Regions from separate parts of the Homo sapiens genome. Here all the other regions are linked to region 1. Evidence: read pairs that join two places in POLR2A ChIA-PET (ENCODE). Cell type or tissue: GM12878. All regions are shown on one strand. Each heading gives the region's core, and the rest is flanking DNA. Links, peaks and the distances in the headings are about the cores only.

Region 1 (10,724 bases), core at 2,357-7,356:
TTATATTATGTATTTCTATTGGACAGCTCTGTCCTCCAAGGTAAATCACTGGATTAAAGATTCGACTATACTGACTTACATTGCCACATTGTCACACTGTCCTTGGGACCAAGAATCAACATATCATTCATAAGACTCTAAAATATAAAACTCTCATAAATACTCACAAAAGAACCTAGCATGCTCTGATCACCTGAGTTGCTGGTCACTTTTGGTGGCTGGTAAGCAGCCTTTGGTCCGTCCAGATTATATTCTTCCATTTAGTCCCCCCACATCCCTGTGAGATGGGTTTTGTTGTTATTCTCATAATATTAAGTGGAATAACTTGAGGTTCTAAGAGGTTACAGTGCTTGCCCAGGGTCACCCAGCTGGTCAGGGGCAGAGTCTGAACTTGAACCCTAATCCTTCTCTCTCTAAAGCTCATGTTCTTAATCACTGTAGCATGGTCTTAATGTGTCCTCATTCATTGAAAGCTTATGTTTTCCTACTCTGGCGCCATGAGAACCAGAAGCATCAATGTCCAGGGGCAGGGAAAGATGAATGTCCCAGCTCAACCTGAGCACAGATTCACCCTTCCTCGGTCTTTTTGTCCTATTTGTAGACTGGATTAGATGATGCCAGTCTACTGATTCAAATGTGAATCTCTTTCAGAAAAACCCTCACAGATACACCTAGAAATGATGTTTCACCAGCTATCTTGGCACCCTTAGCCCAGTCAACTTGTCACATAAAATCAATCATCACACACTCCATGCTGATAGGCAAGTGTGGACATCCCAATGTAATGGCTTCATTGTATTTTACTGTGTGGAAAATGCACTTGTGTTGCCTTTTGAGAGTGTTTCATTTTATAGCAATGCCACAACCAACAGTAGATTAATGGAATCAGTAATTAGTTGCTTGATCGAAGAGCCACATGGCCACGTGATCAGCCTTCCATCTACAACAGGACCCAGGAGTATACCGGGATTGTTTTTCAAAGGGCATAGACATTTTTGCTGCAAATGACATGGGCTTACTCCAGAGTCCTGGAGGGGTCTGTGTTATAATTCTCTAAATAGATATTGCCATAATCTCTGAATGACACCTTTTCCCATGACTAACACTTTGAACACCATGGGGTCTGCCAGGCTGGTGTGGGCCAAGTAGAGGGGCGACTTGCACCACAGCCTATACCAGCTGCAGAGCCCTTTAGGACTTAATAAAAGGGTGCTAATTTCTGTACTTCCCTGGCTCTGAGATGTAATAGTGGTTTTAATTTACTATCCTGGCCAGGGAGGTGGCAGTTTCAAAGGTATCCCCATGACCTTCCTCACTGTGATAGCCCTCACTTAACCCTCAGGCCAATGTCGGGTAGTGTCTTTTACCAAGCATGTCCTTTTTGAATATACATTCAGGGGACAGGGAAATGATCACCAGGTCGGTCCATAGACACAGTGGGCAAATGACAAGCCTGACTTGGCCAGGGCTCCATTTTTCACTCTTGGCTCCTATATGCCCCTACTCTGATGGGGACAGAATCTGATGACGCTTTTCGTTATCAGTGTTGATCCTCTGCCCAACAGTCTTAGAAATGTTGAGTGACTCCCCTTTTCCAGTGTATCATCCTCTGAATAAATGGCCATAGGTCCTTTGGGGGAAACCATTACTATATATGCTATGGTGTCACAGCATCCTTTCCCAAGGGGACTCTGCCTCCTCTTTGTTAATGGGGTCTAGTCTGAAAACTGGGTTGGTCAGTTCCAAAAATCAGGAAGGGATGATGACTTTTTATTGGAATGGCTCCCCTTAACCCCCTGGTCGTCCGGCCTTGATTTCTTCTAATGGTATAAATTGAGTAGTGCCCTTTCAAGATACTCATCCACTAAGTCACTAAGAGGCCACATTGTGTTAACCAGGTCCCTAACCCTGTATCAGTCACGACCCCTGGCTGCCCCTCCAACCTCACCATTCATTATAGTCATTGCACCCACCTGGCTTCTATTGCTCTGGGAGTCCTGCCTGCCCTATTGCCCTTATCAATCCAAGCTCTGTAACAGCCCCTCTTCCCAGGAGGCCACCACCAGAACACCTCATGATGCAGGTGTCCCTCTCTCCACACATTCCTTATGGCCTCGGGGAATGTTTTGTCCCCTGGGACTCTATTTCCAGACTTACATAGTAAACATATCCACTCCTCTTCACTGTGCCCATTTCCCTTGGCCTCTTAATACCTTCTTCCATCAGCTCCACAGCAATTCTGGAATTTCATACTTTTCTGCATTTCTAGGAGCCATCCTAGGAGTCAGGGAAAACCTCGGCTTCACAAGTAAATGGGACTTCAGTTGTGTGCCAACATGCCTGGCTAATTTTTAAATTTTTTTGTAGAGATGGGGTCTTGCTGTGTTGTCCAGGCTGGTCTTGAACTCCTGGCCTCAAACAATCTTTCCTCCTTGGCCACTCAAAGTGCTGGGATCACAGCTACCATTCCCACACACATTTTCTTATTTTTAAAGGCTGTATGTGCACTGTATACATTAAATGTGTGCACTGTATACATTAACTGTGTGCACTGTATACATTAATTTTCTTTAACGAATTTATCCATTTATAGTTGCTTTGGTTGTTTCCACTTGATTATTGTGAATAGTGCTGCAGTAAACATGGGAATGCAGTTATCTCTTTGATATCCTGATTTCAATTCTTTTGGATACTCAGAAGTGGGATTGCTGGAACATATCGTAGTTCCATTTTTAATTTTTTGAGGAACCTCCATACTGTTTTTCACAGTGGCTCACCAACAGTGTGCAAGAGTTCCCATCCCTCCACATCCTCACACTTGTTATCTTTTGTTCATTCTTTAAAAAATGATAGCCATCCTACCAGGAGTAAGGTGATATTGCATCGTGATTTTGATTTGCACTTCTCTGATAATTAGTGATATTGAGTATATTTTCATAGACCTGTTATCCATTTGTGTGTCTTCTTTGGAGAAAGATCTATTCCTATCCTTAGCCCATTTTTAAATCAAGTTATTAATTTTTTTGCTAGTGAGTGGTAGGAGTTCCTTACATATTGTGGAGATTAACCCTTATTAGATGTATGGTTTGTGAATGTTTTCTTCATTCCATAGATTGTCTTTTCAGCCCGTTGATTGTTTCCTTTGCTATGCAGAAGCTTTTTAGTCTGATGTAGTCCAAGTTGCCTATTTTTGCTTTTGTTGCCTGTGCTTTGCATACGTGGCCACCTGATCTTTGACAAGATTGCCAAGAATACACAATGGGGAAAGGACAGTGTCTTCAACAAATGGTGTTTGGAAAGCTGAATGTCCACATGCAAAAGAATAAAATTGGACCCTTACCTTACAGCATACACAAAAATCAACTCAAAATGGATTAAAGACTTAAACGTAAGACCTGAAACTGAAACTACTAGAAGAAAACTTAGGGGAAAACTTCATGACATTGGTCTTTCCAGTGATTTCAGGGATGTGACACCAAAAGCACAGACAACAAAAGGCATTTATTTTTATATGGCATGTGAGGAAGGGGTTCAGTTCCAGTTCTTCCAATGTGGATGCTCAATTATCCCAGCAGCATTTATTGAACGGATCATGTTCTCTCCACTTCTTTGCAAAGCCACCTCTTAAATATTCCCAGAGCCCATCTATGTGGGAGTCTGTTTCTGGACTCTGCTCTTTTCCATTGGTCTATTTTTTGTGTCCTTGAGTTAACACAACCTTGTCTTAATTACTATAACCTTATAATTCTTAGTATCTTTGGGAGAACTCTGTTCTCTTTTTATCAAGTCATTGGTTCCTCTTGGCCCTTTTTATTTCTACATTAATTTTATACTCAATTTGTGAAGCTCCTCCCAAAATATGGGGAGGCATTTGATTAGAATTACACATATTAGCTTGGGAAGAATAACATCTATATTTTATATATATATCTATATAGAATTTGATGATTCTGATCCATGAACTTGGAGTTTCTTTTCATTAATTTTTGTCCTCTTTAGTGACAGTGACAATGTTTTATCATTTTCCCTGCAGAGGTCTTTCATGGTTTTTGTCATATGTATTCCCAAGTATTTGTTTCAGTACTATCGTACTTGGCATGCTTTCTTTAATTTCATTTTGCAATGGTTGCTTCATGGGAGACTTAAACATTTTCAGTGGTGATATTTGGCTATAGCATTATAGGTGATCTTTATACTTTTCTAAATTTTCTGTGGCCACGGGAAATAATAAAGACACTTTTCTTGCACAGAAAAAAAAAACTTTTGGGAAGTATTTCTCACAGCTAAGATCTGATAGTTTACGCAAAGTTGGCAGGCACAGGCTACAGAAAGCTCTGGGGTGCTGTTGTTTGGAGCTGCTGGTTCAAGGACAAATTCACAAGATTTGGAAACAGAGGACCAAGTGTGTAAGGACGAGGGAAACTATGGTATAACATTGAAGCACCTGAGCTGGAAATTTCTGAGCCCTCAGAGATAAATTTCCTCAGCTCCTCCCTGCCGAGAAAACAAAACTAAAAAGAGTTAATGTTTAGCCAACAGAAATGAGAGTGAAGTTCACAGAAGAAATTAGGGCACAGCTGGAAGTGTTCAAAATGAGGAAACGTTCAATGTCAAGTTTGAGATCCAGGGTTGATGGGTGAACTCTGCACGCTCAGCTTCATGTTAGGTCTCCCAGCTCAACGAGGGGGTGAATTTTGGTGTACTGCTGTCTTTGAGGCCCTGCGTGAACTCTCCCACACCCTCCCCCTTTTCCTCATACAAATCCCCTCCTTGCACACCCCTCACGCCTGTCTGTGAGGTGCCAGGGCCCCTCTCCCAGCCAACCGCAGGCCAGTATTGCCCCTCCCCAAACTTCCCTTCAGGCAGATCAAACCCAGGGCTCTGGAGTCACACTGCCTGGGCTCAAATCCTGCTTCTGAATCTTATGAGACATCAAGTCACTTACCTAACTCCTTGGTGAAACAGGCTCTCCTCTGTCAAATAGGTGTGCATGCTTTGGGAGGCCAAGGCAGGAGGATTGCTTGAGCCCAGGAGTTCAAGACCAGCCTGGGTAACATAGTGAGACCCTGTCTCTATAAAAATAAAAAAATTAGCCAGGTGTGGTGGCTCATGCCTGTAGTCCCAGCTACTCAGGAGGCTGAGGAGGAAGAATTCCTTGAGCCCACGAAGTCAAGGCTGCAGTGAGCCATGATCAAGCCGCTGCACTCCAGCCTGGGCAACAGAATGCGACCCTGTCTCAGAAATAAGTAAATAAATAAATACATAAATAAATTTGGGTGCAATTGTGGCTCTTAGTGTTACAGAGAGGACTGAAGGAGCTAATGGATGATGGATTTATGGCAGTACCTCACATATAGCTTATCCTAAAGGAAGTTAGAGCTTATTATGATGATTATTCAAAAATATTTATCAAAGGTCTGCCCTGGGCCATGTTCTGAGCTAAGTGCTGGGGATGCAAAGATGAGCAAGAGACTCCTCAGGGACAATTGTCTGATGAGATAACAGGCACTATTTATGAGAGGTCCAATCAATACAGTTCTATTTATCTTATAATTATCCAATAAATGATATAATAATTTATTAGAGGGCCAATAAATCTGATGGCAGGAGCCTGTGGGGGGTAATGGCCAGGTCTCACTATTGTGCCCAGGCTGGTCTTGAACTCCTGGCCTCAAGCATTCCTTCTGCCTCCACCTCCCAGCATGCTGCAATTACAGAGGCATGAACAACTGCACCTGGCCTAAAATTTTATGTTAATAAAAAAATGCATGTATTTGAGGAGTACGACATGATGCTTGAATATCATACTGTATCGGGGGAAACCAGCCCCCGATATTTCAATGTAGGTTCTTTTCTATTTTCCCCAAGTGTCGGCTGGTCTGAGAAATAAAGGGAAAGAGTACAAAAGAGATAAATTTTAAAGCTGGGTGTCCAGGGCAGACATCACATGTCGGCAGGTTCTGTGGTGCCCCCTGAGCCATAAAACCAGCAAGTTTTTATTAGCAATCTTCAAAGGGAGGAAATGTACATATAGGGTGTGGGTCACAGAGAACACATGATTCAAGGGCGACAAAAGATCACAAGGCAGAAGGTCAGGGTGAGATCACAAGGTCAGGGCAAAACTAGAATTACTAAGGAAGTTTCATGTTCCACTGTGCATGCATTGTCATTGATAAACATCTTAACAGTGTTCAAGAGCAGAGAACCAGTCTGACTAGAATTCGCCAGGCTGGAATTTCCTAATCCTAGCAAGCCTGGGGGTGCTGCAGGAGACCAGGGCGTGTTTCATCCCTTATCTGCAACTGGATAAGGCAGACACCCCCAGAGCGGCCATTTTAGAGGCCCCCCGGGAATGCATTCTTTTCCCAGGGCTGTTAATTATTAATATTCCTTACTGGGGAAAGAATTCAGGGATATTTCTCTTACCTGTTTTTGGTAATAAGAGAAATATGGCTCTGTCTTGCCTGGCTCCCAGGCAGTCAGACCTAATGGTTATCTCCCTTGTTCCCTGAACATCGCTATTATCCTGTTCTTCTTTCAAGGTGCCCAGATTTCATATTGTTCAAACACACATGCTTTACGAACAATTTGTGCAGTTAACGCAATCATCACAGGGTCCTGAGGCAACATACATCCTCAGCTTATGAAGATGACAGGATTAAGAGATTAAAGACAGACATAGGAAATTATGAGAGTATTGATTGAGGAAGTGATAAATGTCCATGAAATCTTCACAATTTATGTTCTTCTGTCATGGCTTCAGTAGGTCCCTCCGTTCGGGGTCCCTGACTTCCCACAACATCACTGTATACCTGAAATTAGCATTGATTCTAATTCTCTGGTCACACGTCATTCAGAGCATAGGATCTTCGGTGGATTTAAGAAGTGCCTCCCTCCCTATTCTCAGCCATGTGACTCCCAGAATCCTATGAAATTAAAGATCTTGTGTTTGGCCATAGGAGACTTCTATTCACCATCTTTGTTCTCTCCCACAAATGGCGAGGCCTCCAGTCTCCCACATGACAGCTTTGTACTAAAATCAACCTTACTCTATAGAACATGCATGATTGCAGCAGGACTACTATGATCTTGGTTTGATGAATTAGTTAGGATAACATTAGCTGCTGTAACAAACAGACCCCCAAGCTGCAGCATGACTCAGATGCAATATAAGTGTCTTTTTCACTTATATCAAGCAAGAATGACCAGATTTTCTGATTTTTTTTTCCGCTGTGCTAATGTAGGGAGAAGTTGTTGGAGGTCACGTCACAGTTCACAGCAACCATCTATGTTTGGGAGCAAGGATGCTGGAAATAGAATCCAGCATACTTGTAGCTTGTCCATAATTACAGACACCTTTGCATTTACTGAACTGAATCCTATGACTTGAAGACCAAAGACTGTAGCATGCCTGAAGGGACAGCCTCAGAACTGTGGATGCCTGTCCCTCTCCTGGTTTGGGTTTGTGCTGACCACAGGCAAACCCACTGAACTCAGGATCACTGCATAAAGTGACGTATTAAGCCTAGTGCCAGGATCTTTAGTGTTTGCAGGAAGGTCTCATGATTTTTCTGCTAACTCAGCTAATAGGTAGTCCTCTGTCCCTTCAAGTTACAAACACATCCTTCATTCAGGAATTTGAATGTTCAGTCCTTGATATTTTATCAACCCTTCATTCTGTGGTCAAAGGGCAGACGTCTCTCCCAGTTAAGACTGGAAGTTAGCAGCCTGCCTCCAGGGATGGGGTTGTGGTTGCCTTCTGCTCTCTCTGTTCCTCTGGGAAGCAGCAGAATCATTCCATGGGAGGACTAGAGCAGTTCTTTCTTGAGAGAAGAGATTTACTCCTTCCAAGTGTATTGGTTAGTGATTGCTACATAACAAACTACCCCAAAACTCTCAGTAGCTTAAAACAACTGTGAAGTGATTGATGCTCATGTGAGCATGGGTTGGTTGATCCAGGCTGGGCTCAGCTGGGCACCTCTGTATATGCTGTGGGTTCTCCTGAGCTCAACTCCTTCCTGCCAGTTGCATTTAAGGCTGTTCTGTGCGTGTCTTCTGGAGCCCAGGCTGAATGGGCTTTGGAGATGGCAGAAGCACAAGCGAGTAAACAGAGACACATGAAGCCATTTAAGGCCTCAGCCCAGCACTGACGTGCCGTCACTTCTCACATTCCACTGGCCATGCAAGTCACATGGCTGAGCAAACTCAAGGACTTGGGAAGTAACCATCGTCTTTAGTGGGAGGAACTACAACATCCCATGGCAAAGCATGGATCCAGGAAGCAGTGAAATGGGGGCCAGTGACTCAGTTTACCACACTGAGGTCTGGCAGATGGCTAGAAGTGGCGCTTTCTCTTGAGGATTGGGGGAGAGGGTGTGTTTATGGATTCTACAGCAATCCCAGGCCTGGGAACCTCTGTAAGTCCCTTTCCCAGGGCCTCTACATCTCTCCTCTACATGGTCCCGTCTAACTCCTGCCTCATCTAGATTTCTGTACCACACCCAGCTTCTTGTGAGCATCTCTTTGCTGCCAGAGGGCCCTGTGAGACAAGCCCCCAAGATGACCCCATGCCAGAATTGTCACCCATGTGATTCACATCTGGACCAGAGGAAATGCCTCCCAAATGAAGCCCATCCTGCCCCCATCAGGCAACTACAGGCCACTTCAGCTTTCTTGGGTGTAAGGCAGACCTCAGAATCTCTGTGTCTCCCAGCTAGATGGAAAGCTTTCCAAGGGGTCCTTGGGAAGCCAGCTGGATTGAGGCAAGGAATATCACACCCCCATCCATCTCCCAAAGGGAAGCAACACATCACCTGACAACAGTTCTCTCCAGGGCAATCTCTTTGCCAAACATTGCTCCTCTCCACACTCCAACCCCTTTATGTATTCTTAACATGACTGAGGAGCCCCTTTATAAATTCTGCATTTGGGAGTTTGTTGCATATTCTGTTTGGTTCCTGGAGTTACCTACACAAGAGCCTCAGGCAATGAGATTTTATTTATCAAACCATTACCAGATGTCAGGTGCTGTCCCAAACACTTTGTAAATGTTAACCCATTTAATCCTCATATAAATCCTATGAGGTAGGTGCTATTAACATCTTTATTTTAGAGATAGGGAAGCTGAGGCACAGAGAGGTTAAGTAATTAGCCCAAAGTCACACAGAAGGCAACTGTCTTCTCACCCAGGCAAGAAGAGTCCTTTTTTATGATAATAAGGTGGAAGAAGGCAAGGGGGAGATAAGCAAGAAGATGATAATGATGATGGTGGCCTTCCCTGAGTTACTGTGCTTAGCACTTAGTGTGCGTGGCCTTGCCTTGCCTGTCCTTTGAGACAGGTATGTCAGACTCTCCCCATTTCGCAGATGAATAAACTGAGGCTGATATAGTTTGAATGTATGTCTCCACCCAAATCTCATGTTGAAATGTAATCCCCAGTGTTGGAGGTGGGGCCTGTTGGGAGGTGATTGGATCATGGGGGTGGATTTCTCATGGGTAGTTTAACACCATCGCCTTGGTGCTATCCTTATGATAGTGAGTACATTCTCATGAGACCTGGTTGTTTAAAACTGGGTGGCACCTCCTCCCCACTTTCTCTCACTCCTGCTTTCGCCACATGATATGCCTGCTCCCCCTTTGCCTTCTGCTATGATTGTAAGCCTCCTGAGGCCTCCCCAGAAGCCAAGCAGACGTCAGTACCATGCTTCCTGTAAAGCCTGCAGAACCATGAGCCGATTAAACCTCTTTTTCTTTATAAATTACCCAGTCTCAGATATCCCTTAATAGCAATGCAAGAATGGCCTGATACAGAGGCTTTGAGAGGTCAAGTGACCTGCCCAAGGGCACACCACTGATAAAGGACAGATGTGGGATTTGAACCCACCTTTGTTAGGCCCCAGTGCAAGGCCCCTTCTCCTCATGCTCACTGCCCACTGCGGAGCTGGGCACTTGGGACACACCCTAGGGAGCTGTGCTCTGCTGGGGCCTTCCTCATGCCCCAAGTCCCTGCCTGCCCAAGGCCGGTGCTCTGAGTCTCCTACAGCCCCCTCCTCAGCCTCACTGGCCTCAGTCATCTTGGTTCAGGGAAGGACTAAGGTCCCCTTTGGTCCCTGCCAATCTGCACCCCACCCCAGTGTGACCCTCAAGAGCCTGACTCTGGCCTTTTACAGAATAAATCTGAACAAAATCAGGGTTCATTTTAATAGCAACAGGCTGCTGATGCAGACCTTATCAACTCCATCAAACTGTGTTCTTTCAAATGTTACGCTCCCCTGGGGGTGTCCCACACCCTGACGTCACACATTCACTCAGTGAAGCCCATATTCATTCGGGGAGCTCTTTCTTTCTCTCTTCTCTAACACACACTCTCCTTGGTTAGCTGGCTGCTGATCAACATTTCTGGATATACTGGTTTTCAGGAAAATATGATGGTTGGCTTCCAATCCCAGATTTTTCACTGATGGGTTCCATATTTACACCATCTTGGCCACAGTCTCTGGGTCACCATTTCCACACATACCCACACACCATAAAGAGAGGCTTTTTCTGAGTCTTCTGTTCATGCAGTCTGGAATTGTATTTGCTTTTGTTTTGGGGCATCCTGGGCAGCTCATTCCACTAATAGGCATAACCATAACCATTGCAGTCTCCACTTACTGACATTTACAACTTTCCAGGCACATGCTAGGGACCTTACATTCATTATTTCATTTTATTCTCACATC
Region 2 (7,697 bases), core at 2,180-7,179, 140 kb after region 1:
AAATAAAATTGTGCTCACTGAGCACAGAACCTAGAACAGCAGTAGCATGGGATTGTAGAATAAGGGCTTTACATGCACTTCCTCATTTGATTTTTCCCAAGAATCACAGGCAGTAAGTCTGTGTATTGTTGTATTATTATGAGTCCCATTTTATAGATGAAGAAACCGAGTCTCCCAGAAGCTGAGTGATTTAAACTCAGAGCTGGGATTTAAACCCAGGCGGTTGAGTTCCAGAACCAAAGTTCTTAACTGGTATCCTATACTGGCTCCAAGTGTTGGTTTGTGGGGTGGAGTCGTGCTGGTGGTAATTAATTGGGGATGGGGGGCGTTGGTGGTGTTGATGGTGGGGTGAGGTGGCAATGATGGAGGAGACAGTGTTAGCGGTTGTGTTGGTGGTGACTCAGTGATAGTATTGATGGTGGTGGGGTCTTGGTGACAATGGAGGGATGGATGATGGTGACGTGGCAGTGTTGGTGGTGATGTCAGTGATAGCGTTAACCATGGGATTCAGTGGTGTTGGTGACATTGATAGTTGTGTTGGTGGTGGTGCTGGAAGTGGTGTGATGGGGTGGTGATGATGGAGAAAATGAGAGAATGATGTTGGTGGCAGTCTTCGTGGCCATGTGGTGTGGCTGGTAGCCCTGTGTGTGGCTGTTACTTAGTGGTATTGGTGATCCTGTTGTGGTTGTAATGATGGTGATGTTGATGGTTGCGTTGGTGGTAATGTGATGGCTGATGATGGAGATAAAATCGATGAGGTCCCACTCTCAGGCCTACTCTCTTTTGTTCTGGAGATTTGTCATCGTTGGGGAGATCTCCCTGAGTCATTGCCCGGTGGTATCTGTGACAAGCTCCATGGGCAGTGGGGACTGGTGGGGTCCTGCCGTGCAGAAGCAGCCTAGAAATCCTTGGCATGTTTGACCCCCCAAGGACCAGCTGATGGGGTTTGGGGAAGTTCCTATGAATCCCTGGATGACAGAACCACACGTAATAACCCCAGGCTGGTAGGATGCTCGCTTTCCCTCTAGAGCTGTGCCAACCAATATGTTAGCCACCAACCACATGTGGCTACTTAAATTTACATTAATTAAAACTAAGTAAAATGTAAAATCCAGTTCTTCAGTCTCACTAGCCACACTTCAAGTGCTCATAGCCACATGTGTCTTGTGGTACCTTGTGGGCCAGTGTAGATCCAGAACATTGCATTGTTGCAGAAAGTTCTATTACACCATGCTAGTTAGAAAGGAGGCCAGCCTTTCTAACTAGCACAGTCCAATATAAGTTTCTGCAATGATTGAACTTTCCAATAGTCCGGAACATTGCTAGGTACCCACAGAGTGCTTACCATGTCTGGAAACACAGGCGAATTCATAACAAATGGCTTATTGATGGTACAGATTAGTACATCTATGTTTCCGTAACTCCAGGCATTGACCACCATCACTGATGGTGCCAATTGTTCATGCATTCCATCATATGATTATTTATTGATCTCTGCTGTGTGTCAATTTCTGTGCTAAGCACTGGAGTACAGCAGGGAGCAAGACAAAGTCATCAGTCGAGGTCTTGTGCTGGAGGACCTACACTGAAGGTCCTGGTGTGGTCAGGGAGCAAGCAAACATATCACCACAGAGACAATCAGTGGCAGATCCGAGAGCATGAACTAAACCTGGCCCAGAGGTACTCAGGGAAGGCTAGCCTGAGAAAGTGATGTTTGAACAGAGATCTGAAGAATGAGTGAGGGTGCCAGTGTCCCAGGCAGAGGGCACAGCCAGTGCAAAGGCCCTGGGGTAGGAAGGGGCAGAGGACATTTAAGTCCGTTCTGTTTGGGATGCATCTCCCACCAAGGGGAAGATGGTGCAAGATGGCAGCTGAGCAAGGACCGGATGTACAGGCCTGGACAGCCACGCAAAGAACTTTGAATTTGATCCAGAGAGTAGAAGTCATCATTAGCTCCATGTGCCCATTCTTCCAGAGAGGCACCAAGGACCTGATGGAAGAAGGGGAAGTGTTGCACATTACCCGCCCCATTCTGTTTTCTCCTAGGGGTAGAGGGCAGGGCTGTGAGAGCAGAAGTGGGTAGGTGTCACTCCTTGCTAGGAGGTCTGGTGTTCTGCAGGTTCAGAGCTAATGCTGGGTGTAGAGATCTTCCGGGACCTAGCTGGGTTGGGTATGGGCGGCAGGGTCCTTAGAAGCAGGGACAGACTCCCCACAAGGCTGCCAAGTTGGCAACTTTACCTTTGATCCTCTTATCTTTGGGGGGACCCCCATTTCTATTCCCAGCATCCCCTTATGTTCCCGAGTCCCCAGACTTGCACACTCCCCTTTCATCAGGCCCCATTCTCTCAATAGTACCCCTTTTATGGTTCAGCCTCACTGGATCCCCCAGAAGTTCAGCTCTGGTCACTTCCCCTCTCCCTCTCTCCAGAGCTGTTCACTCCACACCTGCCCCCTGTTTGCCGGAAAAGGGAAAAAAAACACTCATTCCTAAATGGACTCCTGGGAGCCTGCCAGGAACCCCCTCCCACCCCAACCAGAGAGGGAGGAAGGCCTGGAAACCTATTGCGATTGGCAGGAGACCTCAGCTGCCTGGGAACCTGCTGGAGAGTGGGGCAAGAGGCCTCCTCACCAGATATGTGAGGGTTTTTCCCTCGCTTTACCCAGGAGCAAAACAATGTCAAGAAAGGACGTCTTGTCCTCATTGGTAACGCACTGGAAAAGAGCCTCAACCGGCAGGGAGCAGACCTGAGTGCCAACGGTGTGACCTCAGGCCTCTCCAGGTCTCAGTTTCCACATCCGTGAAATGGGTGAGAGGATCACCTCTCCAGCAGGGTTGTCGGGTTGAACAGAGAGAATCTGGCTGATTTTATCCCACAAACATCAACTAATTATCTACTGTGCATCTAGCACGTGCTCACCACTGTGGGTACAAGAGAGACAAGCAAAAGATCTTAAATCTTTTTTTTTTCTTCTTTTTTTGAGACAGTGTCTCACTCTGTCTCCCAGGCTAGAGTACAGTGGTGTGATGTCGGCTCACTGCAGCCTCTTTCCCCGGGTTCAAGTGATTCTCGTGCCTCAACCTCCCAAGTAGCTGGCATTACAGGCAAGCTACCACATACCACACCCGGCTAATTTTTGTATTTTTAGTAGAGATGGGGTTTTACCCTGTTGGCCAAGCTGGTCTTGAACTCCTGGCCTCAAGTGAGCCGCCCGCCTCGGCCTCCCAAAGTGCTGGGATTACAAGCGTGAGCCACTGTGCCTGGCTGTGAATCTTGAAAATATTATATTTCATACACACACACACACACACACACACACACACACACACACTCCAACATAATGCTGTAAAACCCAAAACTCATGTGTATGTGCTGAAATCAACACAAGCTTCTGTCTAGATTTTCTAATTGTAAAATTCTTGATATGTTCATTGAAGCTGAACTTGAACTTTGAGGGGAGACTGCCCTAGCTTTGCTAGTTTCCCAATGCAGGAGCTGGCTGATTTTTTTCTAATAGCATCAGATAATAAATCTTTTAACTTTGTGGGACCTGCAGTCTCTGTTGTAACTATTCAACTCTATCGGAGCAGAAAAGCAGCATAGACAATATGTAAGTGAATGCGTGTGGCTGTGTTCTAATCAAACTAGTTGTGGACACAGAAATTTGAATTTCATATCTTTTTCACGGGTCATGAAATATTCTTTTTTTTCCCCCAACCATTTAAAAATGTAAAAGCCATTCTTACTTCCTGAGCTGCACGATAGCAGATGGTGGGTGGATTTGGCCTGTGTGCTGCAGGTTCACTGACCCCTGCCCCACATGTTCTGAACCTGAGCATGGGGTAAGACCGTGCTGGTGCCACAGGACACCCAGCATGGCTTATCCACCCCTTGTGGTGTGTACCAAGGTACACGTGCGTGTGCGTACACACACACAGCACCAGTCTGCTCGCACAATGCCGACACACACATGCCCTGTGTATGTGCCTCCCGTGCAGTGCAGCCAGCGGAAGAAAGCCCCGGTGTCAGGCTGGGGCCACAGGGGAGAAGCCAGGCTCTGGCCCCACAGGGGCTGCGGTTTGTTCAGCCGTGCCCCCTCACCTTTCCCCTGCTGGGCTGTTTTCACTGCTCCCTGCAGGGGGTGAGGTTCCCTTTGAAGCCCTCCAGGTCCAGAGCCCAGAGTCTGGACTGGAAACTGGAGCCCCTCCACGGGGAGGCCTAATGCTGTGACCCTGAGCTGGATGATGTTAGATCAATCACGGTGGTGTCCCAGGCAGAGGGTTGGAGGGAGAGTCAGAGCTGGGCGAGGGATGGGTCGCTTGCTCGCTTCGCAGTACTGAGCCAAGTGCCCGGTTTCCCTCAAAGCTTTCTTTCTTCATTTCCCTCTGTCTCCAACCGTCCCTCCCACAGACAAAGATTGCCACATATGGGAAGCCCAAGGCCGAAGGGTATGCTCAGCTGGTGGCTGGGCTGGGCCCAGGAGCCATCAGGGTCTTGGGGTGAGGGGGTTGGCTGCCACTGGCAGTCGGGGAAAGGTTTGAGAATGGCTTTCTGCTCCCAGAGAAGAAGCCACATCTTCCCTGGGGGGTCATTTACATCCCCTGCCACTGGGACAGCCGCCTCCGAGGGCCTCACCCAGACCCTGAATTTCCCACCCAGTTCACACAGCTGGACAGAGGTGTAACTCAGCCACTTCCGCAGAAGCTCCCAGCTCGCTCCCTGGCCTCATATGACTGGAGCTGGGGAGGGGCACCTATCTGCCTGGTATCTCCCATGTCGCTCTCCATGTGCTGCTGGAGGGGTGCATGGCAGCCTCCTGCCCCTTCTGCTGATGGGATAGCTGAGGCCGAGGGATGCCAGCTGGGGACCATCCAAAGATGCCATACCCGAGGCTGCAAGCCTGGCCTTTTCTGGTGCCCCCAAGCTGGCCAACAGGCTGGAGTGGCAGGTGGTGGCTGGTTCTGGGATCTTCCAGCCTGCCTCCTTCCCTGGAAACCTTGGGCTTCACTCAGCCCTGGTCCCTGCCATGAGAGGAAGCACTATCTGAGGACACTTAGGCTGGAGACCCTTAGGCTGTTACCACCCAGATGGGAGGAGCTTTTCCCATCACCGGGGAAAACACCTCCAGAATTAGACACCAACTGGGGACAGTGAGGCCCAGAGAGGGTGAGTGACTTCCCCAAGGTCACACAGCCTACCAGTCCTAAGCTAGAGCCCAGGCCCCCCAGACAGGCCTTAGGGATAGAAAACAAGGTGACATTTAATGCCAGGGCTGAGAGAACCCCTTCCCCCTTCCCCCTTCTCCCTTGAGAGCGCTCTTGGGGCTTGTTGTCAGGGTCTAGCCCAAGGCAGGGACAGCCTGCACTACCCTGGAGGCCTCCAGGGCTCAGCTCCTGGTTACAGGACCCTTTGGGACCCTCTCTCCAGCCTCCTCACTGGAGACTAGGGCTGGGCCTGATGCCAGGGGCAAGAAAGACTATGTGTAGGGGCAGGGAGCGGCCCATCTCTGGTAGCAGCAGGTCCAGCTAATCCATATGTGGGTGCTCCCCAACCACCAGTCACGCTGTCTGTATTTCTACTATTGCAGACCCATGGTCTCTGGCTGCTTGGCTAACTCCAGAAGCCTGTTTTGAAACTAAATTCATCGCTCGTATTTGGTAGTCATTGGTGGCTTCTCAGTACCAGGTCCTGGGCTGGGTCTTGGGGACTCAGAGAGAAGGGCAAAATCCATTTCAGAGTCTAATCTATCCATTTCAGATCAGTTTCAGAGTCTAGTGAAGGTGAAGGCAAATGCATATCATGGAAATAGCCTTTGAACCCTCTGACTCATAAGGACAACAGATACAGACCTAAAACCCAGCTTGGCCCCTTGCTGGCTGTGTGACCATGGGCAAATTCCTTAACGTCTCTGAGTTTATTTCCTCCTCTGTAAAATGGGGATAAGAATAGTCCCTAGCTGGGAGGGTTGTCATGAGGACATAATGAGATACATAAATGAGATATGTAGATAAAAGCTTGGAGGATACTACTTTGCACGTAGTAAGCACTCATGCTCGAGGAAGAAAAAGATTTAAATGCCTCACTAGGCAGATGCACGGTGCCTTCAGCCATGGGATGTGCATGGTGTATGCCTGGAGCCTCTGAGAGGAGGACTTCCTGGAGGAGGAGTCCTTTGAGAGTGTGTGATTTGGGTAAATAGAATGATAGGAGGAACACTTACAGGTGGAGGAAACAGCAGGGGTCCTTCAGCAGGGTCCTGGAGGAGGGTCTCAGGCCTGGGTGGCAGAGGGAGGCTGTGATGGGAGATAGGGGATGGGTAGAGGAGGCCTCGTGGGGCCCACTGGGGCCTGGCAGGCTGGGCTGCCAGCTGCTGCCCTTTAGCAGCCAGGCCCCGGGGGACTCACAGCCACGCTGCAGGACCAGCCTCATTAATCACGGGCCCTTGGAGCTGGAGCAGGTGGGGCAGGGGCAGCCTCAGGCACTTCCTACAGTCTGTCTGGGTTCCCTTCACCCAGCCAGCGGGTGTCACCCCATTTTACACATAGTAAAGCTGAAGCTCAGAGGGTGGGGAGCCGCCTGCCGACGCTGAGAAGAGACGGGTCTGAGATCAGATCCAGGTCTGCAGCTGGGTGCGCACGGCCCTTCCCAGGCTCGCCCGGGCCACCGAGTACCTTGGACAGCACCATCAACGACCCGCCCGCGCCTTCCGGGCTGGGGGTGGGGATGCCCGGGACAGACCCCCTCGCAGCCCTCTCCCTCTCCTTCTCCTCCCCTCACCCCTTTCTCCTCCTTCTTCCCTCCCTCCTCCTCTCCAGCTTCCTCCCATCCCCCGCCTCATTCTTCCAAAGGAGCTGCGGAGTCTGACCTGGAGAGGAAGGAGGAGATGGAAGCTGTGATGGGAAGCGTGGGGGCTGGAGTAGGGGAGGTGATGCGGAAGTGACAGGTAGCGGGGCTGTGGAGGGGATGGTGAAGAAGGTGGTAAGGAGTGAAGCGTGAGGGGTTGGGAGGGGAGATGATGGAGGGTGTGATGAGAGGGTGACGAGGAGGGGCCAGGACGGGGAGGCCACGGGGAGGCCAAGGGGTTGGGGCAGGACTGGTCACAGTGGCTCCAAGTGCCCATTCAGGCAGTAGGCAATGGGGTTGAGGTCCCTAACTCTCTCTCCAGTGTGATGTTCTTGGTGCATGGGGGTGCCTGGGGTGCTCCCAGGCCTCCGCCCGCCACCTCTGTCTCTCCCTGGGCCTCCATCCTTCCACCTGGCTCTGGAATCACAACCGGTGGTAGCCAGTCCCCAGGACAGCTCCAGTCCCTTAGATAGTCACCCCCATGAGCCCACCCAGCCTCTGGGTTGACACAGACACCCCCAGCAGCCCCTAGCTGCCTCTGGCTGACATCAACTGAGGACATGGGGCCTGGAACCTGGAAACAGCTACCTCGGGGAATGCTGTTGGTGAGGGCCAGGCTCTGGGTTCCCATCCCAGCTGCTTACTAAGAATCATGGGGTGTGTAGGCCGGGTGTGGTGGCTCACATCTATAATCCCAGCACTTTGGGAGGCTAAGGTGAGTGGATCACCTGAGGTCAGGAGTTCGAGACCAGCCTGGCCAACATGGTAAAACCCCCTCTCTACTAAAAATACAAAAATTAGTGGGCATGGTGGTGGGCGCCTGTAATCCCAGCTACTCGGGAGGCCAAGGCAGGA
Region 3 (10,724 bases), core at 544-5,543, 150 kb after region 1:
GACAGTCAGGGAGCCTGGGTCCAAGGCCTGTCTCTAATTTGCCAGGTGATCTTGCCCAAGTTTCTCTCTGCAGCTCAGCTTACCCATCTACACAAAGGCTGCAAATTCAGATGCTTACAGGGCCTGGGCAACTAATAGAAGTGTGTGCAGTGTCTGGGAAGGCAGAGGTTTTTTAACTGTCTTGCTCTCCAGTGCCTGGTATGCAGCAGGTGCTCAATAAATACTTGAAGGCATGAATGGGGCCAGCATAACTCAGCTCCTGCTCACTGTTGCCAAGGAGGCCAATTGTTGTGGCCCCACCCTTGGATATCTGGGGATTTCTGAAATCTGGACTGGTGTGAATCTGCCCCAATTTTTAAATGTGAGGCCATTTGAGGTGGCTCATGCCTGGAATCCCAGCACTTTGGGAGGCTGAGACAGGAGGATCACTTGAGCACAGGAGTTTAAGACCAGCCTGAGCAATGTAGTGAAACCCCATCTCCACCAAATAAAAACAAAAAAAAAAATAGCTAGACATGATGGCACACACCTGTGATCCCAGCTACTCAGGAGGCTGAGGCTGGAGGATTGCTTGAGACCAGGAGGTGCAGGCTGCAGTGAGTTATCATGGCACCACTGCAATCCACCCTGGGCAACAGAGTGAGATCCTGTCTCAAAAAATAAATAAATAAATAAATACAGGTCACTATTTTTTAAATGTAAATAGCATGTGAACCAGAACAAAACCATATCCGCCCAGCTTGCAGTCTCCAGCCTAGTCATGAGCAGCATTCAGTTAGGTTCATTCAGATGTATTTGGTTATTCATTCATTTATTCATTCATCCAACATTTTGCAAGGACCTACCTCCCTGCACTCCTGACCACAGAGGGATGCCAAGGTGACTGTAAACCAGCCCAGCCTTGGAGGGGCTGCCAGGCCCGAAGGAACACAGACACCTCCGCACCTAGTGAGCTATGTGCTTTGATGGGAGCATTGCAGGCGCAAGGTGCTATGGAGTCCCCAAGGAGCGAGTGGTTTGCCCTAAGGATGGCAGAGAAGATTCCAAGAAGACAGAGTGCTTGTGCTGAGCCAGAAGATTGAGAAAGAACTCAGCAGGGAGGCCAGTGGGGTGGGGTGGGTAGGACACTCTAGACAGATGGAACAGCATATGCAAATACAGAGGCATAACCGCACACACGGTATGTTCAAAAAATAGCTGGAATTTTGGTGTGGTTAGAGTGTGAGGCTGTGCAGACAGCTTGTGATGGGCTTCAGAGGCTACTCTAAGGAGTTTAGACTGATTCCTAAGGGCACTAGGGAGCTATTGATAGCTGTGGAGCAGAGGAGTGACACAGTCCAGCCTTGAGTCTGTGAAAAATCCCCCCGGCGCCATGTGAGAATGCACTGAACATTGCAAAGGGTGGACACTGGGACATGGGGAGGAGGCCCCTGCAACAGTCCAGGCTAGCACTCTGGTGGCATGGGCCAGAGGGCTGACAGTGGAAGTCGGGGAAGTTCAAATCCTGACTAGATTCAATCTTCACTTAGTAGCCCAGTGGCTATGTGACTCTGGACTTCAGGCAAATTGCTTCACCTCTCTGTGCTTCACTCAGTGTTTGTACAAGACAGTGATCGTAATAGTTATCATTATCATATGTTTATTATCATTATTATCATAACAACCTGCCCCAGTCATTTTGTGGCTGAAGAGTTGACTTACACGAAGCATTTAGAACAGCGCCTGGCACATAGTAGGCCCTCTGGGAGTGTTTATTATCATTATTATTTTATTATTATTACAATTATGCCATTTCACAGATGAGAAAGGAGCAGTTTGGAGGGCTCAGGCTGTGGAGGACTGTCCAGCCCTCTGTCCCCTCCCCCTCCACTTCCTGCTTTGCTAGGGATCTGAATCCCCTGCTGGGTGTGTGGGAAGCCAGGTGACCAGAAAGCCCCCCATACAGCCCATGGCGTATGAGTGCCCGCCTCCGCCTGCCAGCAGCCTCCAAGGTGGTAGCCTCTCCGAGTGCCACGCAGCCCTTCAGCCTTCCTTAGGCAGCACTGCAGACCCCCTCTCCTCCCCTTGTCTCCCCACCACCCTGGCCTGGCTTCCAGCAGACCCTGGAGAACCTGGGCCAGCTTCAACCACAAGGAAACCACTAATGGGCCACAGCTTAGCCTGATGAATCCCAGAGGAGAGTTTGGAGGGAAACAGAACACTGCGGGATTATTGATCATGGGGCAGGAGCTGGTGAGGCAGCCTGGATCCACAGGCTGCAGCTCGAATCCCAGCCCAGCCGGTGCCCCCAGCCAGACTTCCACGTCTTCTTAGGGAGCCTCAGTCTCCCCATCTGTCCGATGGGGCTAATATTAGCACACACACCCCTGGGGCTGCTGTGAGGACTGGGAGATGATGTGTGTGAGCCCCTAGCACAGTTGCTGGCACTGCGGAGCATTCGGTAAGGTGTTGGGTGCCGCTGTTGTCCTTGTTGTAGGAGACAGGTGAGCAGCCATGCAGATGCCAGCTAAGGGGCTATTCCAGAAGGTCACATAGCAATCCAGGGTTGGAACCTCAGCCATGTCACTTACTTACCATGCAACCGCTGTGCCTCAGTTTCCTCCCCCAGAACATGGGCTCATGAGACTAAGTCAGAGGGAACAGCAAATGAAGCAAGGTGGCCTTGTGTAGGCTCCAGCTGGACCACTCACAGATGGCATCCGGTGTGCTCCTAACTGCTCCGTGCCTCTGTTTTCTCGCCTCTAAAATGGGGCAATAACACCCCCACCTCCTAGGGGTGCTAAACACACTCTTTCGCTTGAATGAGCTAAACACAGCCTGGGGCAGAAAAGTGTGCTCTCTGAGTGTGGATGGCTGTTAGTATTATGACTTCTGGGTTGGTGAAGGATTCAGTGAAGTCTCTGACTGGGGCCCAGCCACTGCCCAACCCCCGGTCACAGGCCTCAGCCTGTGGTGGGACTCCCCCAGCCTGACAGGATGTCCCATGACCGCCTCCCACGTGCCCCCTTCCCGTCAGGGTCTGGGTGCCCCCAAACTGAGATCACTTCCCTCCGGGAAGCCACCCCCAAAGGGAGGGGTTCCCTGCTGGGCCTTGAAGCTGGCCCAGCCCAGAGAGGAACCGTTTAGAGGCTGAGGGACCAGCAGGAGGAAGGCTCGGGGGCTCAGAACCCTCCCCCTTCTCCATGGAGTCAGCTGCTTCTTAAGGCCAAGAGGTGGGGGCTGAGGCACCCACATACCCACCTCTAGGCAGTGGGTTCAGATCGGGACCATGCTCTAGGGCAGAAACCTCACACGGCTAAACAACGGAAAGTAAAGCTGAAGTAGTGAGCTCTCCATCGCTGGAAGTATCCTAGGCTGTGCTACCACTTGGTGAGGTTGAACCCCATGGAACCAGTCCAACCTGGGCCTGCCTTTACTCCACGAGTGTGGCATCATTCCCAGCCCTCTGCTCTCACCCTCCCAAGAGTTCACCTCTCCGGGCCTCAGTTTCCTCATCTGTAAAATGGAAATAGTCCTGGTCCCTCCCTGGAAGCAATGGTGTGAGGATGGAATGAGTGAGTGCAAGGAGAGTGCTGAGTGCAGCATGTGCCATACAGTAGGTGCTCAATAAATGCTAGCCTTGGTTTCCCTGATTCTCCATGATGGTCTCAGCCTCCAGGTTTCCAGCTTCCCTTTCTTTTCATCTCTCAAGCTCGTTCTATCTCTGACTCCAGCTCTCTTGGTATCTGCCTCAGTTTCCCATGTTGGCCTTGGCCTGTCTCTGACAGTCTCTTTGATCATGTATGTCTCTCTCTGTCTCTCTCCATCCTGCTGTCACCCTGTCTCTGCCCCAGGCATGAAGCAGTCACTGGCAGCTGTGGCTGTGGCCGCCCCCACACCCGGTCTCAGGGGCCCAGCTTGTGCAGTCCTCCAGCTGACACTGACCAAAGCCCCTTTCTCCAGTTCAGCTGGAAGAAGCCTGGAATTTTTCTGCCAAACATTTTTAAGCAACTAGGGAGGAGAGAGAAGGGGAAGACAACAAAGGCAGAGACACAAAAACAGGCCGAGGCAGAGGCACGGAGCCCATGTTTGTCACAGGCCCCTAACTGCCTGGGGGACGCAGACCCTGTGGCCAGCACAGCAGGGTGCCCTGAAGGCCAGAGTGGGGTGTGGTCTGCTCTGGGCCACCAGCCTGAGGCCCAGCCTCTTTCCCAGGCTGAAGAAACTCCAGCCCCTTCTTAGACCCATTGTTCTGGCTGAAAATCTAGGCCATGGCCACTGCGGAGGAGAAGGAGCATTTCCACCACTGCTCCCTTAGAAATCTTGAGATCGAAGTCCAGGCAGGTCACCAAGGAACCAGCTGCCCACCCCCTCGGCCTGGTCCATGGCCAGCCTGGGCCGGAGAGGCGGACGGATGGGCAGGCGGGCAGCGGCGGGCGCTGCGGGGTGCAGGGCCCAGCGGGGAGGACAGCAGCTGCCCTAATTACTCCTGCTCTCCAGGTTCCAATCTTGTTTCAAAAGGACTCCAGGGACACAGCCTTTAATAACTACCAGTAAACAGGCAGGAAAATCGATACCTGGTAAATAGAGCCCTGGAGAGAGGGAGGCCTGGGCTAGCTGGCCCTGACGGGCTCCCAGAGTCCTTTGCTGCAGAGCTGGCCAACGCTGATGTTGAGAATCCTCCTCCTGGCCTGAGGGTCCTCCCCAGGGACCCCTCGAAGCTTGGCCTCCACCCTGGGGGCTGCTTGCTCTCCAATCTCCACTCCCTCTCCATCAAGCCCAGATTTTCCTCTTTCCCACTCCTCCAAGTGCCAAGTAGGTTGCCCGTCTCGCTTGCAGATGTCTTCTTTGCACCAGGCTTTGTGCCTGGTGCTCCAAACATAGTTGCATATCTGACCTAGTAGTCTTTGTCCTCCCAAAAGTGATCTACCAATGAGGATGACTAAGAACAAAAACAAATAATGACAGTGTGAGGACAGACATGCAATAAAAGACTGCTGCGTTTGCCAACTATAGCAACAGAACAGAGAAGCCCATGTTGGAGGAGATGAGCACATGGAGGGCTTTGCTGGATGAATAGGAGTTTGCCAAGTGAACAAGGGCTGGGGGAGGATGAATGTGGGTAACATATGTAATATCAGCCATTGTAGCTGTATTCATTGAGTGCTTACTAAATGCTAAGTGTTCTGCTAAGCACCTTTGCCTATACGTTATCTCATTTTGTTTCCCCAGTAATTCTTTGGGGTAGATATTAATACCCCCATTTTATAGATAAGGGCACTGAGGCTATGTGTGGTACCAGCCAGGATTTGCACAAGACCTGAGAGATTTTCTTTTTTTTTTTTTTTTTTTTTTTTTGAGACAGAGTCTTGCTTTGTCGCCCAGGCTGGAGTGCAATGGTGTGATCTCAGCTCACTGCAACCTCTGCCTCCTGGGTTCAAGCGATTCTCATGCCTTAGCCTCCTGAGTAACTGGGATTACAGGCACGTACCACCACGCCTGGCTAATGTTTGTATTTTTTAGTAGAGATCGGGGGTTTCACCATGTGGGCCAGGCTGGTCCCGAATTCCTGACCTCAGATGATCCACCCGCCTCAGCTTCCCAAAGTGTTGGGATTACAGGCATGAGCCACTGCACCTGGCTCGACCCGAGAGACTTCTGAGTTGCTTGAATCACTTCACTCTGCACCTCCTATCCCGGCCCCTCCCCTGCCGAGCTCAGGATTTGGCACACAGGGGAAGTTAAATAAGGCGGGTTCCCATTGCTTCCCTTCCTATCCTGCACATTTTTCAGGTAATACACTGCCTTCACCTCACCAGGAGCTGAATGGTGGTACTTCAGGCACATCAGCCTTGAAGATCAGTCATCACAACCCCTCATTTTGCAGGTGGGGAAACTGAGGCCCTGAGAGGGGAAGACCAGCACACAAGAGCAGGTGGGAGCAGGATCCAGGGTTTTCTCTCTAACTCACCTCCTCCCGGGCCTACTGTGGAGGAAGCCCCATCACCAGGGAAGAAATCAATCTGCACACACTCAATTAAAATGATAAATCAGGCATCAGAGTGAGGCTGCCCCAGAGATGCAGGGGAAGTTTTTGTCTGATTGGCTGGAACATGGTAGGTGCCCAGGGACCTTATTTCCTGGGGCTGGGCTGCCAGTCCAACCTCTCCACCTCTTCAACCCCGCCCCTTTCATATCAATAGCCATAGCTCCGTGCCTCGATTTCTCCAGCTATTGGGGCCTGTCCAGTTGGCAGGGCACAAGGCTAGTCTGTAGCCCTTGTGATTCTAACAGAGGAGAGGGCAGAGGACAAGCTCTTTCAGCCCTGAGTAGGGACACACCAGTGTGGAACAGTCTGAGTTCCCCTATCTGGTTGCAGATCCCTGGGCCAGGCACCCGAGGAAGATGCCAATTAACAATGGAAATGCCTTCCAGGTTTTGAGGTCCTACTGTGTGCAGGTACTGTGCCAGGTGCTGGGAGTACAGCAGTGAGCAAAGCAGACAAGATCCCTGACTTTGCAGCTGACAGCCTAGAGTGAGGATACGCAGCATAAAGAATGCATGCAGATTAATACATCATGTCACAGCCTGGCGCAGTGGCTCACACCTGTAATCCCAGCACTTTGGGAGGCTGAGGCAGGTGGATCACCTGAGGTCAGGAGTTCGAGACCAGCCTGGCCAACATGGTGAAATCCCGTCTCTACGAAAAATACAAAAAAAATCAGCTGGGTGACACATACCTGTAATGCCAGCTACTTGGGAGTCTGAGGCAGGAGAATCGTTTGAACCTGGGAGGCAGAGGTTGCAGTGAGCCGAGATCACGCCACTGCACTCCAGGCTGGGTGACAGAGAAAGACTCTCTCTCATATATATATATAGTCAGTCAGGTAATGCCAAGTGCCAGGGAGGAAAATAAAGCAAGCTCAGAGGACAGCAATAGGAGGGCTGCACTTTTAGATGTTTGAACACACACCTGTAAGAAAGAAGGGAGGAAATGATGAGAACATCTGGGAATGGTGAGGTCATATTCCAGGCAGAGGGAACAGCCAGTGAGAAGGCCCTGAGGCTGGACAGTGCCTGGTGTATTTGAGGAACAGCAAGGAGGCCAGGGTGGCTGGAATGGAGTGAGTGATAAGGGGGAGGTAGACAATGCCAGAGGAGGACAGGGCCCCACAATGTGTGATTTCGTTGTAGGTCATGGCAAGGACTTTGGCTTTTACTCCAAGTGAGCGGAAGCCAGGAAGGATTTTGAGCAGAGGAAAGATGTGATCTGACTTGCATTGAGCAGGATCCCTCTGGCTGCGGTATGGGAAATGGATTACAGAGGCCAGTCATGAGTCTACTGCAATGGTCCAGGCAGGAGAGATAACATGGCGGGGACTGGGTGGTGTGAGTGCAGTGGGGAGCAGTGGTCAGATGTGGATGTGTTTGAAGGTGGAGATGACTGGATTTACTGACAGATTGGAGGTGGGATATGAGGTAGAAGTCAAGGATGAGACCAAGATTTGGGGGTCCAAGGAAGAGCATCCGGAAGCGCAGGAGCTGCCAGGAATTGCTATGTGAAGACTTCAGGAGGAGCAGGTTTGGGGCAGGGGAGAGCAGAGCTGAGTTCAAGGTGCCTGTTAAACCTCTCCAGGGAAGGGTCATGAACCTGGCTCCCAGGGGAGAAGACGGGGCCAAAGATGGCAGATTTTGGAATCATCAGAGTAGACACGGTATTTATCTCAATTGATCCTCTCAGCAACCCCACAAGCAACTGTTGCTACAGCTGGCAAACGCAGCAGTCTTCTATTGCATGTCTGCTTATGCCCATTTTCAACATGAGAAAACTGGGGCCCAGAGATGCTGAGTTGCCTACGCACAGTCACAGAGCTGGAAAGTCAGAAAGTCAGGACTTGAAGTGAGGGCTGTCTGCCTCCCAGCCCTGGGGTCCCACCCAGACCCTCTGCAGCTGTTCTCACTCACTCCTCCCCCAAATACTGTGTGAGAGGGAAGGGCTGGGTCATGGATGATCACCCCTCTTTTTGAGATGGGGCCACTAAGGCCTGAGGAGGCTTAAGGGACTTTCCCGCAGTTGAGGGGAAGTCAAGTGTGCAGCCTTTCTGCAGGTGTGCCAAATGAACCCAGCAAAAGACTCACTTCATCAGCCCCAAGACACAGAGCAGGCTAAAGGCTCTGAGAAGTCCTGCGGCCTGGACCTTGGGTTATCTCTGGTTAGCCCAGAGTTTCCCGTGGAGCCTTGCTGTCAGGGGAGCACGCAGAGCTTTGGCAAACATGAAGCTGTGGTTTGGAGTAAAGCCTCAGTGCCCTCCTTTATGAAAGGGGGCCCACCTGGCAGTCAGCAGTTGTTTGTTGAAGGAAGTAACAAATGAAACAAACAGATGAATGAAAGTAACAAATAAGCAAATGAAGGAATGGACGAATGCAGGGATGAGCACAAAGTGTGAATGAATTAAAAAAAAAAGAATCCATTTGTGACCTAATGAATTTATTCATTCATTCAACAAATATCGCTCGAGCACCTGCTGTGTGCAGGTGCTGGGGATATAGCAGTAAATAAAACAAAATCCCTGACCTTGTGGCTATTACATTCTAGCGAGGGGGGGACAGACAGAAACCAAGATAAATGGGTAGAATGTGAAGTATATCTGAGGGAGAAAATGGAGCGGGGAAGGAGAGAGGGGAAAGTACGTGGGGGGTGCACATTTTTAAATAGGATGATGGTAAATGAAGGAATGTCTGAATGCCTGAATACGGGAGTGGGCTGAAGATGGAGAATACATAAAGGTATCAATTTAAAAAAAGCATAAGGGGCCCAGGGGCGGTGGCTCACACCTGTAATCCCAGCACTTTGGGAGGCTGAGGTGGGTGGATCACCTGAGGTCAGGAGTTCGAGACCAGCCTGGCCAACATGGCAAAACCCCATCTCTACTAAAAATACAAAAATTAGCCCAGCAAGGTGGTGCATGCCTGTAGTCCCAGCTACTCAGGAGGCTGAGGCAGGAGAATCGCTTGAACCTGGAGGCGGAGATTGCATTGAGCCTAGATTGTGCCACTGTATTCCAGCCTGGGCGACAGAGCAATACTCTGCCTGGAAAAAAAAAAAAAAAAAAAGTGGGGCCGGTCATGGTGGCTCACACCTGTCATCTCAGCACTTTGGGAGGCCAAGGCGGTTGGATTGCTTGAGCCGAAGAGTTTGAGACTTAGCCTGGGCAACATAGGGAGACCCCTGTCTCTAAATAAATAAATAAAATAAAATAACATAATGGATGACTGCAGGCACGAATGAATGACCTAAGGAAAGAATCAATGAATGAATGAATCATTGAATGAAGGAATATATGAATATGTGAACTAGGGCATGGATAAGTGAATGAACTAATGCAAGAATTGTTGAATGACTAAATGAAATAGTGCTTAAATTAATGAACTAAGGCATGAACAGATTGATGAATGAATCATTGAATGAGTGAGCAAACTATAATGAAGAAGAGGACTGCATGGGGCCTATGTGCATGGCCTTGGTCTCTGTCTATGCCTGCCCCACTTTATCTGACTCTGGTCTGAAGAACCCCCAGGCCCCCTTTGCCCTCCCCCGCACCATCCAGGGCCTGTGATAACCCCCACTTCAGTGTCTGTCTTGGCCCTGGAGAGGTGGAGGGTGGGGGAGCCCTCCACACCTTGCTGGTTTCCTACCCCAGGCTATCTTGGCACCCCCACCCTGTTTGGTGGCTCTCCCGCCCCTACGCCCAATCTACTGACCACGCGCCCCTGCCCACCTCTCGCCCCAGTGCTATGCGCTGAACCTTTAGCCCCGGCCCCCCTCACCCTGGCTGCCGCCTGTCCTGACCCTCCAGCCTGTGCTGAACCTCATGCCTGGGCCTTGACCTCCTTCCTCTCCGTGCATGTGTTGACCCTCTCCCCAAGTCTGGGTGGACCCCCTGGAGGCCTGTGCTGACCCCCCAACCTCCCGCCCACCCTTGCCTGGCTGTGGCCCGCCCTTCCAGCCGCGCAGACCAACGCCCGCTGTGCTGACGCCTCCTCCCCATTTCGAGTACAGGCACCATGCGGCCCGTGCGGCGCAACTTCTACGACCCGTCGTCGGCGCCGGGCAAGGGCATCGTGTGGGAGTGGGAGAACGACGGCGGCGCATGGACGGCCTACGATATGGACATCTGCATCACCATCCAGAACGCCTACGAGAAGCAGCACCCGTGGCTCGACCTCTCATCGCTAGGCTTCTGCTACCTCATCTACTTCAACAGCATGTCGCAGATGAACCGCCAGACGCGCCGGCGCCGCCGCCTGCGCCGCCGCCTGGACCTCGCCTACCCGCTCACCGTGGGCTCCATCCCTAAGTCGCAGTCGTGGCCCGTGGGCGCCAGCTCGGGCCAGCCCTGCTCCTGCCAGCAGTGCCTGCTGGTCAACAGCACGCGCGCCGCCTCCAACGCCATCCTGGCCTCGCAGCGCCGCAAGGCGCCCCCCGCGCCCCCGCTGCCGCCGCCGCCGCCACCTGGAGGGCCTCCAGGCGCGCTTGCCGTGCGCCCCAGCGCCACCTTCACAGGCGCCGCGCTCTGGGCAGCGCCCGCCGCCGGCCCCGCCGAGCCCGCGCCGCCTCCCGGGGCGCCCCCACGGAGCCCGGGCGCCCCCGGCGGAGCGCGCACCCCGGGGCAGAACAACCTCAACCGGCCCGGGCCCCAGCGCACCACCAGCGTGAGCGCGCGCGCCTCCATCCCGCCGGGGTA

What was found. ChIA-PET counts read pairs that join two places held together with the same protein. Peaks named below come from ENCODE experiments on the same cell type or tissue, not always from the same donor. Only the 100,000 strongest peaks of a DNase experiment are listed, where the experiment ranks them.
Region 2: POLR2A ChIA-PET joins it to region 1 with 7 read pairs; 1 of 35 experiments calls an interaction of 5 or more read pairs at or near these places.
Region 3: POLR2A ChIA-PET joins it to region 1 with 5 read pairs; 1 of 35 experiments calls an interaction of 5 or more read pairs at or near these places.

The regions. Positions count from the first base shown.
Region 1 is chr12:112,920,548-112,931,271 of GRCh38, forward strand. It overlaps a transcript of OAS1 not described here. Among named protein-coding and RNA genes, the nearest start is that of OAS3, 13 kb to the right of the region's middle. RefSeq lists enhancers at 4,537-4,706, 4,672-4,841, 5,485-5,654, 5,535-5,704, 5,895-6,064 and 20 more and cis regulatory regions at 6,023, 7,476. In GM12878, for the core only: no CTCF peak of the experiment used is centred there; a DNase peak (open chromatin) is centred at 4,634.
Region 2 is chr12:113,058,741-113,066,437 of GRCh38, forward strand. The region is part of intron 2 of DTX1 (deltex E3 ubiquitin ligase 1); the gene reads left to right. Among named protein-coding and RNA genes, the nearest start is that of DTX1, 5.9 kb to the left of the region's middle. RefSeq lists enhancers at 1-16, 6,528-7,086 and a silencer at 6,571-6,771. In GM12878, for the core only: a CTCF peak has its summit at 4,118; no DNase peak of the experiment used is centred there; H3K27ac peaks cover 1,282 bases.
Region 3 is chr12:113,067,385-113,078,108 of GRCh38, forward strand. It overlaps DTX1 (deltex E3 ubiquitin ligase 1), which reads left to right. Exons shown (of 10, transcript NM_004416.3): 3 at 10,040-10,721. Among named protein-coding and RNA genes, the nearest start is that of DTX1, 16 kb to the left of the region's middle. RefSeq lists an enhancer at 1-184. In GM12878, for the core only: no CTCF peak of the experiment used is centred there; a DNase peak (open chromatin) is centred at 2,993; H3K27ac peaks cover 977 bases.